Linked DNA regions of Homo sapiens: region 1 is linked to region 2. A link is an interaction called in ENCODE POLR2A ChIA-PET data of the cell type or tissue named here. Cell type or tissue: OCI-LY7. All regions are shown on one strand. Links, peaks and the distances in the headings refer to the core of each region. The heading gives the core; the rest is flanking DNA.

Region 1 (5,910 bases), core at 1,057-5,056, 150 kb after region 2:
AAGGGCTTGGCGCCTGCTGCCATCATGCAGATGTTGCCCCAAACAAAGGGAGACCCACCATCAGGTTCTCAAAGGGCTCTGTTGGCATAAGGAAGCCCAATGAAATACTGCAGGGAAAGAGCGGGGATCCTAAACTGAATAGTCCACCCTCTCCCAGGGCCACACCCCTGGGGTCCCACGCAAGGGAAAGGGGAGAAGGTGGAAAAACTGAAGGGAGTGGGGGTGGGGCAAGGGTGATTACCAGTGGCTTCATTGTAGTAAACATTGATTCTCTCCAGCTGCAAATCACTGTCTCCATGGTAACTGCCAGTGGGGTCAATCCCATGCTCATCACTGATGACCTCCCAAAACTGAGACAGAAAGGCTGCATTTAGCCATGAACGATGCCCCCAGAAACGCCAAGGCTCACAATGAAATGTCCCCGACTCAGTTCCGACAACCCAACATTTCAGGAGCTTGAAGCTTTAAAGGGCGTCGTGACCCGGGCACAGCCGCGGGGCTTGTATTTTGCAGGTTCAGAAAGTTGAAACTGGGCGTTTCCCAGGCAAACAGCTGCCGCTCGCGGGGGGAGGTAGGGGTCGAGGGGGTAAGGACCAGCCAAAGCCGGGCAGTGGCGGAGCTTGGCGCACTGGTCGCAGCCCCAGGCTGCGGCAGGAGGCGAGGGCACAGGGACTGCAGCCCGCCAGGAGCGGGTGGGCGGGGAAAGAGGAACGCAAAGGAGCTAAAGGACCGCGGTTTTAGATTCAAAGCACGTCCTGAGACCGCAAGACAATCGCTCTCCTCCCCTCCCCCGGCAGCTCGACTCCGGTTCAAGCGAGTACAATTAATCCTCCTGGTGTCCCAGCCCCTCGCGCGGAGCGCCGCGCACAGCCTCGCGGACACACCCTCGTCTTCTCCAGGCACGCGTGCCTGCCAAGCAGCCAGCGCGGAGGGAGGCCGAGGGGGTGACGGGGACTCCAAATGAGTTACAGCAGAAAGAAAGAGAGGTGCCCCCTCCGTCCGCGAAAGTCACCTCCTAGCCCAGGCCACACTCGGCGGCACAAAGCGGCCAGGAAGGTCTGCATTTGGCGATCCCCAGGCCTTCCCAGGACCGCGCCTGGGGACCCCGAGGGGCTCTCGGCCCAGGTTCGCGCCCCCATTGGACCCCCTCCGCTGCGGCGCGCCCACCTTGGCGCCGATCTGGTTGCCGCACTGGCCCGCCTGGATGTGCACGATCTCACGCATGGTGCCTCGTCAGCGTCCTCCTGGTCCGGCGGCGTCTGGGTCTGTCCGTCCTCCCCTCACACACCCACTGCGGGGTCACCGGGAAGGCGCTCGGGAACCGACGGGCTGAGAGCGCCGGCCCCGCGGGCTCCGGCTTTTATGCAAGGAGGGTGGGGCGGCCGGCACAGGCCGCGCCCCCAGCCCGAGCCCCCCAGTCCCCTTCGCGCTGGCGCTCTCCAGGCCCGGCTGACGTAATGCTCCGAGCCCTAGGGACCGTCCGGGGGGCTGGACCACCGGCCCGCGGCCAATCAGAGCGGGCGTGCCGACCGGGAGAGGGGTGGGGGCTACCGGGAGTATGGTGGGGGCGTGCGCATTGTCTGGGGCTGTGGTGGGGGTCTGGGTATGGGGATATGGGGGAACAGTGAAGAAAAGGAGGGTGAGAGGGCGGCGAGGCGAGGGCCACCAGCGCGTCCTGACCGGGGTGGGGGCAGAGCTGGCACCGGATGGGAACGATGGAGGACTGGAGCATGTGGAGAAGCCGTCAGGTGCTCCAGTGCCGGCAGGTGGGAGGGCTGAGGTGGCACAGGCTGCTCCGCCACCTCGGACTGCGGCTCCTACTCGGCCACTGGCCAGAGTCCCTCCAGCCAACTGCCCCTGGTGAGACCACCGTCTTTTTCCTCAACCCTGGAGGCCAGCGACTGCCCAGGCGGCGCTCCGTCTCACAGAGGCCTGGGGGAGGACAGGTGGCCCCAGAAGGAAGTCGTGCTTGATGGCAACCGGGACACCTGCGGCCCATGAACACCAGCGCGGCCTCCGCCCCCGCCCCAGCGTGGGCCTGCTTTCTCCTTTGTCTGTCTTGGGCTGGTAGCTCCTCTCACTGCGCCGCAGCATCTAGGGGTGAAGCGACCTCGGAGCCCCTCAGCCCTGCCCGACCCTCTCCGGGAGTGCATAACGCCCCTGCTGGTACCCAGGAGCCCTCTGCCCCGGGGGTTGACTTTTGTTGCTCGCTAGTGATGGAGTGGGAGTGGCCGGTGGCGCTGCACTGACCGTCCGGAGGGCAGAAAGAGGGTGGGGTCCCGGGGGCGGGGCTGTCGGCGGAACAAAGGGCTCTCAGAAACGTGGGATACGCTGTGTAACCCAGTATTTAAAACCACACGACAGGCGCCCCACCCCCCCACCCCGCCCTCGGATTCAGTTCATCTATTGTCAAGTAAGAGGGTGGGTTCCAAGGGTGGCCCAAGCCCGAGTAACAAACTTTCTTATCTTCCATCGCGGCGACCTGGAGGTCCGAGGCTTCGTGCTGCGGTTGAAGGGTGGGGAATACGACTAAAAACTGCAGCCCAGCGCGCGCGAGACGACCCAAGACCCACGCGCACTCGCACGAGCGCGTGCACAGACTTGGAGCACAGACCCTCCCTTCAGATCCGCAGTCTCTAGGTACTGAGGCAGGAACTGGTCTCTTTGTTACTTTTCGCGCGCGCGTGTGTGTGTGTGTGTGTGAGAGAGAGAGAGAAAGAGAGAGAGAGAGAGACTAATCCTGCGTGCGTTTGAGGGCGGGAGGGGAAAGGGTGTCAGAAACGTTCACTGCACAACCTGTTCCCTGCAATTCGATGACTGAAGCGCGCCGCCCCACACTTCGGAAGGGCCGTTGGCGAGGTGACGTGACCTCTTTCATCCCCTGGCGAGAAAGGCCGAATGACCCGGGCGCACGCGGCGGAGCTCAGCCTGCAGCTGTTGAGCGAGACCCTCCCAGAACTATCAGCAAGCTGTCATCGCCTCCCTTTCCCGCTGTGGGGTGGAGGGTGGGGGGTTCAAGTCGATTCCAATGTACAAAGAGAAGTAGCGAGAACAAAAGCCCAGGCGCCCCCAAACATCCAGGGCGCCCAGACTGGAGCTCGCCGGCCGGTATTCCAGACCCGGCCGGCGTGCCCGGGTGAGGGTGGGGTCTACCGAGAGGCAGAGAGCAGCGGAGGGTCTGTCCACATGCCCTGCTCTCCCGGTACCAAGGTCTCGGGGCCTGACCTCCGAGTTTCTAATCCAGATCCTGCAGATGCCGAAACGTCGAGGGCTAGCAATTCCCAAGGTCATACAGCAAGTTGAGGACAGGGCTCGGACTGGAATCTCGTCTTTTGGGCACACCAGACCTCAGGGAAAGTGACCGCATCTCGGCCAAAAGGGCTGTGGCAGGTGTCAGCCTCGAGGTGGCGGCTCTGGTGGGACCAAGCTGCGCCGGAAGGAACAGAGCTAGGGCGGCACCCGCGCGGCGAGTGTAGACACACTCGGAGCGGTCACCCCCTCGCTGCGAGCTCCCAGGAGCAACCCTGATGCTCAGCGCTGGGGGGTGGGGTTGGGGGCCGCTCAGCTCCATGCTGAGTAACTTGAGCTGGCCGCCTGCCTCCTTCATCTAACCAATTCATTTCTCAGCTTCTGTTTCCGAGCCAAATCTCCATTCAGTGCCCGGGTGAAAACGCGTGTTCAAGATCATATAGATAGATGAAAAGACCCTTTCCTCTCAGGTTTCTTTTAAAGGGGTTGGTTTGGGATAGGATGAGGCTGGAAATCATCCTTCTGAAAGCCCAGAGTGCCCTTGGGGACACTTTTGGCCCAAGATCTGCTTTCCTTTCAAGCATTTTGCTCGAATTGTCCCCACACCCCTGCCCCTTCCGGGCAGCCAGTCTTGTTAACCGGTCTACATCGCACCCCCACCCCCACCCCCACTGGAATTGTGATGCTGCACATTTTTATTTTCACAAGGAGCCGATTTTGTGTTAAAATGTTGACAACAGCCACACCTTTCCCTGAAGTCTTTCAGTTTATCTGATAACCCTTAAACAAAAAAATCATTCTTAATCCATGTAGCTCGCATAAAGAGACTGGTACCCGGCTTTCAAAGAAAAAAAAAGTCGTTTTCAGTTGGGTCCCCAGCATTTCTGTCTATTCATTATATGCAATGCGTCTCAATCTAGGTCATCGTATATCAGGCACGAAGATTTCGGGGCAACATATTTCATGATCTCTTAATGTTAGTCTTGATGATGTACTAACATTTAAAAATTTTCCCTTCCAGAGACAATTGTAGAAATATTGCTGCATAAAATACAATTCAACATTTGTTTTATACGTAATCTATTGCGTGACTGAGGTGAGCAAGATATCCCTTAAACTATTAAAATTATATTTGCTTTCACAATTTTCAGATTACTTTCAACGGCATGTCCTCAAGTGAATTTGCATTTCTCTATTACACACACAGTCATTGTTTGAAGAAGTCTGATAGAAAAGAGGCTTTATATAGTAGTAAATTTTTAAAGCACTGTTTTCATAATGTAGCATATATTTTTGACACATTTATTGAAATTACTAGACATTTAGCATTAGGGTTCTTCACTGCTTGCCAGGATTCACCGCTTAAAACCCCAAAAACCCAGCCCGCAGCCCCCATAGCTGGCTCTGCAGCCGAGATGCACGCGGTTTCCTAGGCAACCGACACTTAGCCAATGAATGAAGAGGAGTTGAAAGAAAGAGACTGCAAATCCATCATTATTTCCTTACACACACACACGCACACACACACACACACACACACACACACACATCACCTCTTCTCATAGCTCTCCATTTAGAAATATTGGAAAGCTACCAATCCTAGCATTTATGTAAAAGAGCCAAATGCCCGGGGCATGGGGGCTAGGAAGCGGTCGCAGCCCCATACTGTGACTGCGGAAAGGACACAGTGGAGGAAGCTCCCGGGATCCGCCAAGATCTGCGCCTTCTCAGCTTTGTCGCTCCCCAGTTTCTATTCCATTGCCCTCCCCCTTCCCCCCAGGCCTTCCCTCCTCCGCCTGGGAAGCCAGCGGCCCCGGCGGAGCTGCCCGGCACTGTTTAGTCGCAGGGGCTGCGGGGTGGCAGCCTCAGAGCCCTGTCCTTCCGCAGCCGTGGGCCCCGCAGGGACCAGCCAAGCAGGGCAACCAAAAGCTGGAACCAGCAGCGAAAACCCCGAGCCCACGAACGCAGCGCAGTGCGGGAACACTTGCCCTTTGTTCCTCAGTAAGGCCGGGTGTTTTCGCATCCCCGGAGGTTGTGAATTTGAGTTATAATGGCCTCGGTCGGGACTGAGAGAGCCGAGCTTCCACGAGAGAGCTTTGCCTGCTTTGTCCTACAAATCGGCGGAGGGAGTAGCATCCTGGCTTTTCTAGGGCGCCATTTCCCTGCTACAGGCAATCTCCCCTCCCCCACGCTGTCAATGATTTGTGGGATTCTTAGGCAGGCGGGGCAGGCCGAGCCCAGGGAATGCACGCTGAGTCCTAGACACAGAGCCAGGCCGGGTGGAAAACAAAAAGAGAAGAAGTGATTATGAAATAATAAGACGGACCGTGTGCCCCTTGCAAGGTGCGGCCTGCGAAATCAACAGACTTATAAATAAGGTCTGGTGGAAGCGCAGGAGCGCACGCGGGAGGCTATGGCGGGGGAACCTCTGTGAGTTCCGCGGCGGAGGCTAGAACATCGCTGTGGCTGCGGGACCCTCACCCGGCGCTGAAAACCCTCCACATCAGCTCCTGCTCGGAAATGTCTCCGCAGCTCACCAGTGCTTTTCGAAATCTGCCCAAGACCTTTGTTTGCCATTTAAATGAAATGAAAACGTGCGTATCCAGGTGGACACATCCATGCAGCAACACCCCTGCCTCTGGGCTCTAGATGCTTGGTGGG
Region 2 (5,910 bases), core at 1,099-5,098:
TAGCTAGAGACATAAAGCAGGCAACAAACGTGTTTTCACAAATATATACATATGTACATATATACGCATATACAAATATATACATATACGTATATACACATAGACAAATATAGCTATATATCTACATATACAATATATGCATACACACATACAAATATGTGTATATATACACACATATACATTTTTATATCATATATTATATATTACATATATACATATACAAATATATGTATATTTATACGTATACATACATGAACGTATACTTTTTTTTTCTCATAATCCTTACCACTTCTGTGAGGTGGTCATTATTGTTTCACTTTGCAGATGAGGAAACTGAGGCATAAGTAAGTGCCCCAAGGTCACAGGTTGGTGAGTCACAGAGCTAGAGTTCACGCTCATAGTGGAGGGCCCGTGCTCTCGGAGCTATGGCTCCTGGTCTCTTACCTCACGCGTGTGCCTCACCCCACCCCTCAGTCTTCAGGCCTTCATCTAGGCAGCCCCCCGCCTCCACCCACTGCCCACGTCCCACCGATGTAGTTGTTTCCTGAGGCACTTCTCTTGTTTGGTAATGTCTTATGTCCTAGGAAAGAAGGCCCATAGGTGCTGCTGTATGAGCTTCCTCCGCTAGACAGAGCTGGCCCCAGCCTTTAGATGAGGTGTAGAAGGCTGGTTACCCGGGTCACCTGTAGCCGGCCACTGTGCAACACCATGGGCAGCCTAGGAGTTTCCAGAGTCCCCTCTCCCCAAGGTATTTCTTTTTTCATTTTTTAACTCCCTGCCCTCCAACATTTTATTATGAAAAACACCAAGTCTGAAGGTTACGTCCACCACGACTATCGTCTTAACACCGCTTGCTTCATCGTGTAATTCTCCATCTCCTTTCCCGTCATCTGTCCGTCATTGTCTGACTTTTTGATGTATTTCCAAGTACACATCAGTACACATCTCGAAATACTTCAGCATGCATACCATAGCTAGAGTTCAATATGTTTACAGGTTTGTCTTTTGATGTAAAATTTACCTGCTGTTGTTGGGAGTACATCTGCTGAGTATGGGCAGATGCGTATGCCTGCAACCCTAGCCCCCGTTGATATCCTACAACATTATCATCACCCCAGAAAGTTCCTTCATGCCCCTGCCCACTCAGCCTCACCGTGCTCACAGGCGGCCAGTGTTCTTTTTCTGACACAGATTGGTTTTGACTTCTGAACCGTCATATAAATAGAATTACATAGTATGTATGCTTTTGTATAAGGCGACTTTCACTTATCACGTTTTTGCATTTCGTTCATGCGGTTTTCATTCATGTGTATCAGTAGTTCATTTTTATTGCTGAGTAGTATCCCATCGTGTTCATACACCAGTGTGTTCACTCATTCTCTTACTGATGGGCAGCTGTTTCCAGTTTGGAGCTATTATAAATAAAGTTGCTATGAACATTTTACAAGTGTTTTCCAACATACGTTTTCATTTCTCTTGGGATTGGAATTGCTGGGTCATAGTGCAGGTGTTTGTGGTTTTATAAACAAAATAAATGCCTATGAAATTTCAATGAATATTTTATGCCCCAGAAAGAGTATTTTTCATGGTCTGTATCTGGATGTAGATATTTATTATTTTATTTTATTTTAATTTTTTTGAGACAGAGTCTCACTTTGTTGCCCAAGCTGGAGTGCAGTGAGTGGCATGCGATCTCGGCTCACTGCAACCTCCGCCTCCCAAATTTAAGCAATTCTCCTGCCTCAGCCTCCTGAGTAGCTGGGATTAGAGGCGCGTGCCACCACGCCTGGCTGATTTTTGTATTTTTAGTAGAGACGGGGTTTCACCATGTTGGCCAGGCTGGTCTTGAACTCCTGACCTCGTGATCCGCCCGCCTCAGCCTCCCAAAGTGCTGGGATTACAGACGTGAGCCACGGCGCCCAGCCGGGATGTGGGTATTTCTGGAATACAAAACATCCATAGCCCTCCTTTTACTCTCAAAGCAAAACACAGACACGCACATTCACATGCACACACCAGTGTGTCCGTGTCCTGTTGGTTTGCATGGAGTTTCTGTTTTGCCACGAAGCTTTTTGCCAGCCCTTTTCCCAAAGTGTTTGTACCATTTTATACTCCCACCAGTGATGTTTGAGAGGTCTGGTTGCTTCACATGTTTGCCAGTGTTTGGTGTATTAGTCTTTTTAGTTTTGGATATCCTGGTAGTTGTGTAGTGGTGTCTCCTTGTGGTTCTCCATGGGTTTTTATTCTATATTTCAGTTTGGGGAAAATGAATGAATGGAAGAAAAGAAGGGAGGAAGGATGAAGCAAATAGCTGTGCTTTGAGATCTGACACTGTATACTTCACAGCCCTGATGGACATTCTCCAAATTCTACTCCTTTTTCACATTTTCTTCTTAGAGTTTGCATTGTTCTTTTTATATTCTTCAGATTCCTTCTTTTGTTCATAATTACTTAAACCTATTCATTTTCTAATGCCTTTCAGTTGTTAATTTACTGAAGTTCTTTGGTGCTTACTAGTGCTGCTTGCTGTAGCTGCAGGGTCTGTCTCACAGTGAATTTTTTCTTTTGTGTTTTATAATTTTGGAAAGGGAGCTCATGTTAAATTTGTATTTGTAGGAATTCTGTCTGGCCTGGCTTGAGGTTGTTGTTTGCTTTAGCCTATAACCTCAGGATGGCATCAGCCTGTGACCACTTCCTGTGTAAAAGTTCATAGTTTAGGCGATCCTCTCAATTCAAAGTCTGTATCTATTTCAAGACAGGCCCAAGGTTATAAATTTGCACAAACTTTTTTTTTTTTTTTTTAATACCTTGTGCCCAGTCCAAGACAAATATGTTTGTTTGCCATGGGCTGCTTTTTTTCTAGTTCATCCTTTCATCAAAGGGTTGCACATTGAGCAGTGCCGTGTTAAGGGGGGATTCTTCATTCTACCTTCTTTTCTTGTATTCCTTGACCTCAGCTGGGCTTTAAACCTTGACTTCTGGATGGCGAGGTTGGCACTCCCCTGTGTGAGCTACTGCCTGCCTCCGGTGCTCTGTTTCTGTCCCTAGAGTTCTTTTCCTTTCCACGGAGTTTTGGTATGCATTTCAATGAATGTTTGTATTATGTTGTCCAACATACTTGTGTCCTTTATAGCTGGAGGGTTCTTAAAATTTTCTAATGCTCCATATTGCCAGAAATAAAAAGGCTGAGGGAATAAATATTATAGTCTTCTCTGATTCTTAAAAATATGAAAAATAGCTCATCAGATGACTGTAAGTCTATCCTCAGAAATCCAAGGCACACCAAGCATGTGGTGGAATGTTAACAAAAGTTTTTAAAAATGATCTTTTCTGCCAGGTACAATGGCTCACACCTGTAATCTCAGCACTTTGGGAGGCTGAGGTGGGAGGATCCCTTGATCTTAGGAGTTTGAGACCAGCCTGGGCAACATAGTGAGATCCCCCGGCCCCCCCATCTCTACAAATAATTAAAAAATCAGCTGGTCACGGTGGGGTGCACCTGTGGTCCCAGCTACTCAAGGAGGCTGAGGGAGGAGGATTGCCTGAGCCCAGGAGGTCGAGGCTCCAGTGAGCTATGATTGTGCCACTGCACTCCAGCCTGACTGACAAAGTGAGACCCTGTCTCCAAAGGAGAAAAAAAAAAACATATATATATATATATATATATATATAGTCTTGCCCTGAGGTTTTCTCTCTGTTTTCTTTACAGGGTACAGCTCTGCCGGGGGGGGAAAAAGTGGTACCATTTTGGGCGTTCTTGAGCTTCAGAATGCAACCAGACATGTCCTTGAATGTCATTAAGATGAAATCCAGTGACTTCCTGGAGAGTGCAGAACTGGACAGCGGAGGCTTTGGGAAGGTGTCTCTGTGTTTCCACAGAACCCAGGGACTCATGATCATGAAAACAGTGTACAAGGGGCCCAACTGCATTGAGTGAGTAGGGAGCAGGGGTGGGTGGGCTAAGTTCTGAGCGGGATGGGGACGTTGGCTGTTGTGGAGCCGTTGGCTGCTGCGGAGCCGTTGGTGGGTAGAGTGAGAGGGAGCCTGCCAAGATGTCAGGGTGACGATGGCTCTTCGGATTGTTATTGTCGCTGATGTGGACTCTGAGACTGGGTAGTGAAGGACTCTCACAGCTGGTAAGTAACAGAAGAGACATGAACAAGAAGGAAATAGAGAAAGACAAAGAGATAAGTGTGGTGGGGGGACAATGAAAAGGAAACAGGAGGATGGGTGAAGACAGACCTATTCACTCGCTTCACATTTTCAGTGAGGACCAGCCCTAAGTATAAAAATGAAAAGGCAGTTCATTCCTGAGAGGTTCTGAGAGCCTTCCCTTTAAAGCAACCAGTAGAGTGGTTTCACCTCTCTCCCTCCTTTGTCAGAGTGGTTTTGAGAGAGGCTGTTTTTTTTTTTTTTAATCGTTCTGTCCAGCACGGTCTTTTTTCAGGTTACCTTGCTGCTGTTCATGTACTTTTCATTCATTGATTCATTCATTCCTTCATTGATTTACATTTTTGGAGCATGCACTGCCAGTTACTGGGCAGGAGTACTGTGAGGAAGTGAGAAACCGCTCTGCCTTCTAACGCTTCTGGCCTGTGCCTGGAAGAGATCGGTACAGACCCAAGCATGACCCCAGCACGTGGGAGTGATGTGTTGGAGGTGTGCACCAGGCTCTTGAGGCGCTGGCTCTGCCAGCCTCAGCATAGCACCTTTCCTGCCCACAGGCACAACGAGGCCCTCTTGGAGGAGGCGAAGATGATGAACAGACTGAGACACAGCCGGGTGGTGAAGCTCCTGGGCGTCATCATAGAGGAAGGGAAGTACTCCCTGGTGATGGAGTACATGGAGAAGGGCAACCTGATGCACGTGCTGAAAGCCGAGGTAGAGAGGGCCCCTCCGCACGGGGATCCCCAGCGCTTGGGCCCTGGCTGTCTGTTATGGCTCCCCTTGGGGTGTTTGTTTGCAGCTCGTTAGCATCAAATTTGCAAATTGCTTGGTAGTTTGAATTTTCTTTTCCTTTTTTTATAGAGACAAGGTCTTGCTATGTTGCCCAGGCTGAACTCCAACACCTGGTCTCAAGTGATCCTCCCACCTCAGCCTCTCAAGTAGCTGGGATTACAGGCTGGATTTCCTGAAGTCAGTTTCTCCTTAAAACATCTATGCCTTGATTGGGCTCCGTGGGTCACTTCTGTAATCTCAGCACTTTTGGCAGGAGGATCACTTGAGCCTTGGTGCTCAAGACCAGCCTGGATAACACAGTGAAATCCCCTCTCTACAAAAAATAAAAGGTGCATGTGAACAGAGCAAGACCCTGTCTCTGAAAAAAAGAGAAAATCTTCCTTGCCTTTTACTGCCCTGAGAGTGGTCTCTTCATCCTCTCGATCCTGTGGACAGTCCTCCATAGTCTGTGTCTTAGGAATGTGATTGGCTGTTTACCATACCTGTCCGCTGCTCTGCAATCTACAGTTCAGAGACAAGCCCTGTCTTCATGATGCAGACATCATCTGATGTAGAGTATATGCATGATGGGATGACATTAAATATGGATTAATGAAAGGATATACACTATAAATGACCGTGAGAGCAGATAGAATATTAGTGGTTGCACTTTGATACCATTCAACAAAGTTTTATTTTAAATTAAATATAGAAATTATTGGCAACAACACTGGATAGGATTTAAAACAAAAATAAAAATTGTTTACCAAAGTCAAATGATTTGAAAACATTTTTAAAAGCTTATGTGCCTGTTAAGATGAAGGCCTTGCGCTAGTTGCTCATGAATCAATAGCTAATATGACGTAGGAGAGTAAAAGGAGGCAGATAGCTAAATAAGTGGTATGGTGTGATGGGGTTTTTTTTTTTTCTTTTGTAAGAGAACAAGGTCTCACTGTGTTGCCCAGGCTGGAG

What was found. ChIA-PET counts read pairs that join two places held together with the same protein. Peaks named below come from ENCODE experiments on the same cell type or tissue, not always from the same donor. Only the 100,000 strongest peaks of a DNase experiment are listed, where the experiment ranks them.
Region 1: POLR2A ChIA-PET joins it to region 2 with 5 read pairs; 6 of 35 experiments call an interaction of 5 or more read pairs at or near these places.

Annotation. Positions count from the first base shown.
Region 1 is chr6:3,226,320-3,232,229 of GRCh38, forward strand. TUBB2B (tubulin beta 2B class IIb) reads right to left here and starts at 1,334. Exons shown (of 4, transcript NM_178012.5): 1 at 1,168-1,334; 2 at 242-350. The coding sequence starts at 1,224. LOC100422781 (a long non-coding RNA gene) reads left to right here and starts at 5,084. Exons shown (of 2, transcript NR_147505.1): 1 at 5,084-5,843. RefSeq lists enhancers at 317-977, 978-1,636, 2,932-3,488, 5,481-5,910 and a silencer at 1,241-1,530. In OCI-LY7, for the core only: a CTCF peak has its summit at 3,385 (motif pointing right); a DNase peak (open chromatin) is centred at 3,412; H3K4me3 peaks cover 1,635 bases.
Region 2 is chr6:3,073,055-3,078,964 of GRCh38, forward strand. RIPK1 (receptor interacting serine/threonine kinase 1) reads left to right here. Exons shown (of 11, transcript NM_001354930.2): 2 at 3,710-3,933; 3 at 4,725-4,881. The coding sequence starts at 3,770. Among named protein-coding and RNA genes, the nearest start is that of RIPK1, 7.5 kb to the left of the region's middle. RefSeq lists enhancers at 607-1,106, 4,301-5,275. In OCI-LY7, for the core only: no CTCF peak of the experiment used is centred there; a DNase peak (open chromatin) is centred at 2,697; H3K4me3 peaks cover 1,761 bases; H3K27ac peaks cover 1,468 bases.